Linked DNA regions of Mus musculus: region 2 is linked to region 1. Evidence: chromatin loops called from intact Hi-C (ENCODE). Cell type or tissue: left cerebral cortex. All regions are shown on one strand. Links, peaks and the distances in the headings refer to the core of each region. The heading gives the core; the rest is flanking DNA. Region 1 has its middle 34 kb from the start of Tox2. Region 2 holds the start of Gm11454 (predicted gene 11454).

Region 1 (2,917 bases), core at 201-2,700:
GACAGGGAAAGTATGGTGGGGAAGCTCACTGCACGGGAGCAGGAGTGTGTGCAGGAGCTGGGGAGGGATAAGAGATGGGTGGATGAAGAGAGAAGGAAGAGGAGAAGGAGAAAGGAGAAGAGGGGAGGGGAAGAGGGAAAAGAAAAAAAGGAGAGAGAAATCCAGAGAAAGAGACAGGTTTGCATGGGTGCACACACAAAGGGAGAAGGATAGGGAGAGGGAAAGGGAGACAGACAGAGACACAGACAGAAACAGAGACAGCGGAAGCTGAATACCACCTTCCAAGGGCCACCAGCCAAGGCCTGCCTCTAAAGTCCCTACAGCCTCCCTAGCTAGTGCCACCAGATGTAGATACACCATGTGGGGACCATCTCAGATCTAAGCCCAGCATTAGAGCTGGATCCCGGGAGCAGAGGCAGACTCAGCATCGCTGGTGGCTCTTGGGAGCAAGTGGAAGTGCAGATTTTCATGAAGGAGGTGTTGGGTTGTAGAGTTGGGGGTGAGGGAGGTTTTGAGGTCTCCTGGGAGCCCTGATCTTTTGCACCCTTCAAGGCCAGAGATTCCTTTCTGAGTGCAGGATGGTTTCTCCGAGCAAATCTGTTCAATCATCTTTCTTTATTATAATTTATAGCATTGTGCGATGTGTATGTGTGAGTGTGGGCACATGTGTACCACATGGGTGTGGAGGTCACAGAACAACTTGTGAGAGTCAGTTCTGTCCTTCCGCTTTGGTACACAGACTTACATGCAGACAAAACAAACAAACAAACATAAAGCAAATGAACAAACAAATACAAGTTAAAACAATCTGGGCTGAGTGGCTTCTACCTATAGTATCTGTATCCCGACGCCTGGAAGACAGAGACCAGAGGGTCCCGGGGCTTGCTGGCCAGTCAGCCTAGCCTAATCATCGAGCTCCATGTTCAATAAGAGACTCTGCCTTAAGAGATAAGGTGAAGAGTGACTGAGGAAGGAGAAAACCGTTATTCAAACTTACACAAACACACATACACACATGACCATATACATACATGTGTACTCACACGTGTATATGCACACATGCATGCCTATGCACATGTGCACACACATGCACACATGTGCGCACACACACACACATACAGATATTAAAAGCGGTCTGATTGAGTAATTGATGCTCTTGTTTATTAGCATACTAAAAAGCTTACAACAGGCCAGGATCAGGCCTGATTCATCTCAGAATTCGGAGGCAGCGATGAGTGTTCACAATCTTTTGAGGAGCAGCAGTGACTGTTCAGTTTCTTGCAGAGAAGAAATCTAGGGCACTGCTGATGGGGCAGCTGTTGATATCCACGCCAAGGGTAGGCCGTTAGTGAAGTTAGACGTTAGTAAAGGGGCATTGGTATTCTTTTGTATTCTTTGAGTTCACCAGCCTCTCCAGTAAGATCTCTTGTTATGGATGAAATTAGGGTAAACCAAGAAGGGGGTGAGCCCTGGGGTATTGGAGCATAGAGAGGTGCTGGTGACCTGTGTATCCTCCATGATTAAACTGGGGCAGTACGAGCTGATTTCCACCCAGGCCTTGGCCATTGAAGAGGAAACCCTGCTGGGCTGCCCTTTCTTCCCCGCTGCACTGGAGTCCCAGGACGTCCTTTCTCAGGGAGACCAAATATAAACAACTGGGGATTATCTTGAGAACAAGATGTTTGTTTGCTTTTTAAAATTGCAGACACGGCAAAGTGCTGAGGCCCACAACTGCAATTAATAATAATTTTGGTCAAGTTCTCCGAGGACGGAACTACAGCTCAATATTCGAGATCTATTTTTCCCTTGTTCTGTGTGTTCAGGTGACATTATGTCGGGTTTTTTGTTTGTTTGTTTGGTTGGTTTTTTTCTTTTTAGTTCACCTTGAGTCATAGGAATTTGTATGACTTTACCTCCCTAGGATCTACAAACAATATATACTTAGTTTAAAAAAAAAATTCAAAAGTTCCAAAAAGGACTGTCAGTAAGGAGCAAGGACACAGAATGCCGAATCTGTAGTTTCTGAGTGTGCGCTGACATCATAACCACCTTGCTTGTTTGCTAAACAGCATTGGGAGAAAACACTCCACAGAGTCGGTAGGGCACTTGCCTAGCAGGCATGGAGCCCTAGGTTCAATCCCAGCACTGCATAAAAGGGGTACGGTGGTGCTGATCTGTAATTCTCTGAGGGTTCGGTCACCCAAGGTCATCCTCACTATATAGCGAGCTAAAGGACAGTTTGGGAAGCATGAGACCCTGTCTCAAAAACAAAATCATTCTGTAGCCGGCACCTTTCACTTAAGATGGCAAGAATATTGCGCATATGTCTGCGTCATCTTTGCAGATAAAACATGCATTTCCAGAGGAGTAATGCTGGGCTACATTAATCCTCATGCAGCTAACACCTTGTAGTAATTTATATATAATCACATATTGCTGACTAAATGAATGCATATATGAATTTGTTTTTAAAAAAACATATCATAAGCACCCTTATACACTCATTGAACAATATGTCAATGAGTCATAGGAATTTGTATGACTTCACTGCCCTAGCATCTACAAACTGTATGTGCTTACTTTAAAAAAAAGAGAGAGAACCAAGTCACAGGATGTGACAGGCTTTCTTAATGGTTGTTTCCAATGCTTCAATCTCATTTTTGTTATGGACCAATCAGCCTAATGTTTTCTTTGTCTCACATATTCTTTAGACTCTGAGTAAGACCTGTCTTGAATGGCAATTGTCATGGTGCCCTTTATACCAAATTTAACCTCTCTACAAAAAGATCTCTGGTCTGAAACTAGTATTGATTTTATTATTCGTTTATTTGGCACTTTAAGCATACTTTAGTCAACAAGAAACAAATCCATTTGAAATACACCAATGGTACTTCCCCATTCTTTCTACCAAGCTATC
Region 2 (2,917 bases), core at 243-2,742, 47 kb before region 1:
TGGGACCAGCTGAATTTCAGACCTAGGTGATGCACTAAAGCGCAGGGACTGAGCAGGGAGATGAGACGGGACTGCAATTAAATGTAACACCCAGGCAGCAGGAGAGGCACGGGATGGGACGGGCGACCATGAGGAGTGAGTGCGAGGAGTCTGAACGGTCAGGAGCTTCAGAGACTTGGGTCTGAGTGTCCACCACAGGCCAGTCCTGCAGGCTGGGGAGAGTGAGCTGGCTTCTCAGAGGCTGTTTTGGATCTGCAGGATGTGGTTCATTTCTCGTGCACTGAGAGACAGTGTGTCTGAAATCAAGCACAGAGCACAGTCAGTACTCAGCACCGTCAGTACCCAGAGCACAGTCAGCAACCATCCCCTACCTGCTATCTCCTATCCTCAGTCATCACACATGCTTGTCCTGGTTCTGGTCCCCCCTTCCCCTCCCATCTAGAGCATGTCACAGGCCTGCATGTGCCAGCCACCCAGGTGCACCCGAGCAGCCCAGGACCAGGTGGAGCACAGCTGCCAAACGCTGGAAGAGTTGGCTTGTGGTATGATCATGGTCCCAGAGCCTCCTGTGTTCTTGGAGTTTCTACGATCAGAGCCTGAGCCCAGGCAGTCACAAGGAGTCACACTGAGCCCCAGGTCTCCTCAGTAGGTCAATTAAACAAACAAGTAATGGTGAGATGCAGAGAGACAGAGATACAGAGAGAGACAGAGAGACAGACAGAGAAAGAGAGACAGAGAGACAGAGAAAGAGAGAGACAGAGAAAGAGAGACACAGACAGAGACAGAGAGACAGAAATAGAGAAAGATAGAGAGTGAGGCAGGGAGGGAGAGAAGGAGGAAGGGAGAGAGAGAGTTTCAATGTGGTCATAACTGGGAAAAGGAAGTCTATTTTTAGGGGTCCTAACATGAGGTTCAGGTTTAAATAAAAGACAAGTGCGGTGTCTAGCTAAGTGGTCCTGGTCAAAGCTCCTGCCTGTCTGCAGTCTGCAGTCTGCAGTCTTACAAGTCTGTAAATCTTTTTTTTTTTTTTTTTTTTTTTTGGTTTTTCGAGACAGGGTTTCTCTGTATAGCCCTGGCTGTCCTGGAACTCACTTTGTAGACCAGCCTGGCCTCGAACTCCTCTGCCTCCCAAGTGCTGGGATTAAAGGCGTGCGCGACACCGCCCGGCTTAAGTCTGTACATCTTAACAAGCTGCCAGAACTGTGTGAAATCTCTCTTGAAGTCAAGCTCTCTCTCTGACTGGCACCAGGCTGAAGGTTTTCCCTTTCCCAGCAGGAGAACCCCAAGAGGAAATGCACTGTCTTCCGGTGGAGAATGAGGTGGCTCTGCCCGTGCAGCGCTCTATGGCTGATGTTTCCAGCCACCAGCTGGGGGCTGAAGAGAACAAATGTGTAAATCAAGTAACGGAGAGGAATGTTGCCCTGGCTTGTGTTCCTCAGCCAGTCCAGTCTGTCTCTGTTGTCACATGGTACACCTCCCTGCCTATGGGTCTGCTCTTGTAAGGACCAGTCCAGGTGGCGTCAGGCACCCACGTGACTCCACTCGGCGCCCAGCCAGACTAAGCACAGCCCAGTGACCCTGTTTCCAGCTGAGATGAGATTCTCAGTTCCCACAGTGAACGCTGTGACAGCTCTTCTCTGAGGACACAATTTGATCTGGAATATACTTCTAATAGTTCTTCCTTTATAATTTGTGGAGGGGCAGGTAAGATCTCCCCGGAGGAGAGAGGGGGTTAATCACAGTTCCCTGTGTTGTTAGCAAACAGTTCTCTGACTTTAGGAAATACATGTTCTCTCAGGTAAGTGCAATCTCCTGGGGCAGGCCGTCCTTCACTGATGCCCCCTCCCATCGTAAGAACAGGCACAAAGAGAAGAGCAAGAACCCACTGAGCAGGGGAGCAGAGATGATGCAGAGCATTGCTGGGGGCGGGAATGGGGTGAGGCTGTTGCTATTGGTGGCACATGCACAATTATAAACAAAGACACACACACACAAAGGAGGCCAGCGGCAGAGGTACCCACATCCTCTGGAATTCTTGTTCCTTGTGTGTGTGTGTGTGTGTGTGTGTATGTACACATGTGCATGCATTCATGCAGATGCAAAAATACAAGTTCTGGTGTCATCTTTAGGAATGTTGTCCACCTCCTTTAGGCAGGCTCTCTCTTTGGCCCAAAGCTCACCAACTAGGCTGGGTTGGCTGGCCAAGCCCCAGGAGTCTTTACCTGTCACAATAGTGCAGGACTATAAGCACACACCACAATGCCTGCCTTTTTAAATGTGGCTTATGGAGGTGATTGGACTTAGGCCCTCCTGTTTTTAAGGCGGGTGCTTTATAGACTTAGCTGGTTTTGTTTGTTTGGTTTTGTTTAGTTTCGAACAAAATCTCAATCATTTATATTTACCAGTGAAGATTCGGGAGCCAGATGTTGGGGCGAAAGCCTGCTACTTCAGAGACAGAGAAAGCACCCAGCTGACCTTCCTCTTCAGCCGACATCCCAGAAGGAATCCACCCTCACATCAGCTCAAAAAACCTCCTTCAAACTGAATGTCCCCCTCTTCTACTTCCTGTGAGCCTCTCTATCCATCCCCCTGACTCCCTCTTCCTCTCTATGGTTTCATCTTAATCCTATGTTCACTTCCTGTCAGCTGGTTGCTCGCTCTGTCTTCTGACCTATGGTTGGACTTATTTAATCCTGCTTACGATATTCAAGTAGAAGGCTCTTGGGTTAAAGGTATGTGTTAAAGCTGAGGCCCACCACAACTAAAAACAGGGTTTTCCAGTAAATAACACAAGCCCGGGGTTCACAGTGTGATGATCAAATATCCTGCAACACCTGGCTGGAGGTGCTCTCTAGGAGAGACTAGATCACAGGGATTCTGACCCCATCAGTGAACAAGTCCATTGATGAGTGCGCAC

The links. Hi-C counts contacts between places; a loop is a spot of excess contacts. Peaks named below come from ENCODE experiments on the same cell type or tissue, not always from the same donor. Only the 100,000 strongest peaks of a DNase experiment are listed, where the experiment ranks them.
Region 2: a loop joins it to region 1, with 1.8 times the contacts of the local background. A loop is called at or near these places in 1 of 42 quality-filtered maps.

The regions. Positions count from the first base shown.
Region 1 is chr2:163,168,048-163,170,964 of GRCm38, forward strand. No RefSeq gene overlaps it. Among named protein-coding and RNA genes, the nearest start is that of Tox2, 34 kb to the right of the region's middle. In left cerebral cortex, for the core only: no CTCF peak of the experiment used is centred there; DNase peaks (open chromatin) are centred at 1,301 and 1,565.
Region 2 is chr2:163,121,075-163,123,991 of GRCm38, forward strand. It overlaps Gm11454 (predicted gene 11454), which reads left to right and starts at 1,541. Exons shown (of 3, transcript NR_166402.1): 1 at 1,541-1,704. In left cerebral cortex, for the core only: no CTCF peak of the experiment used is centred there; a DNase peak (open chromatin) is centred at 1,524.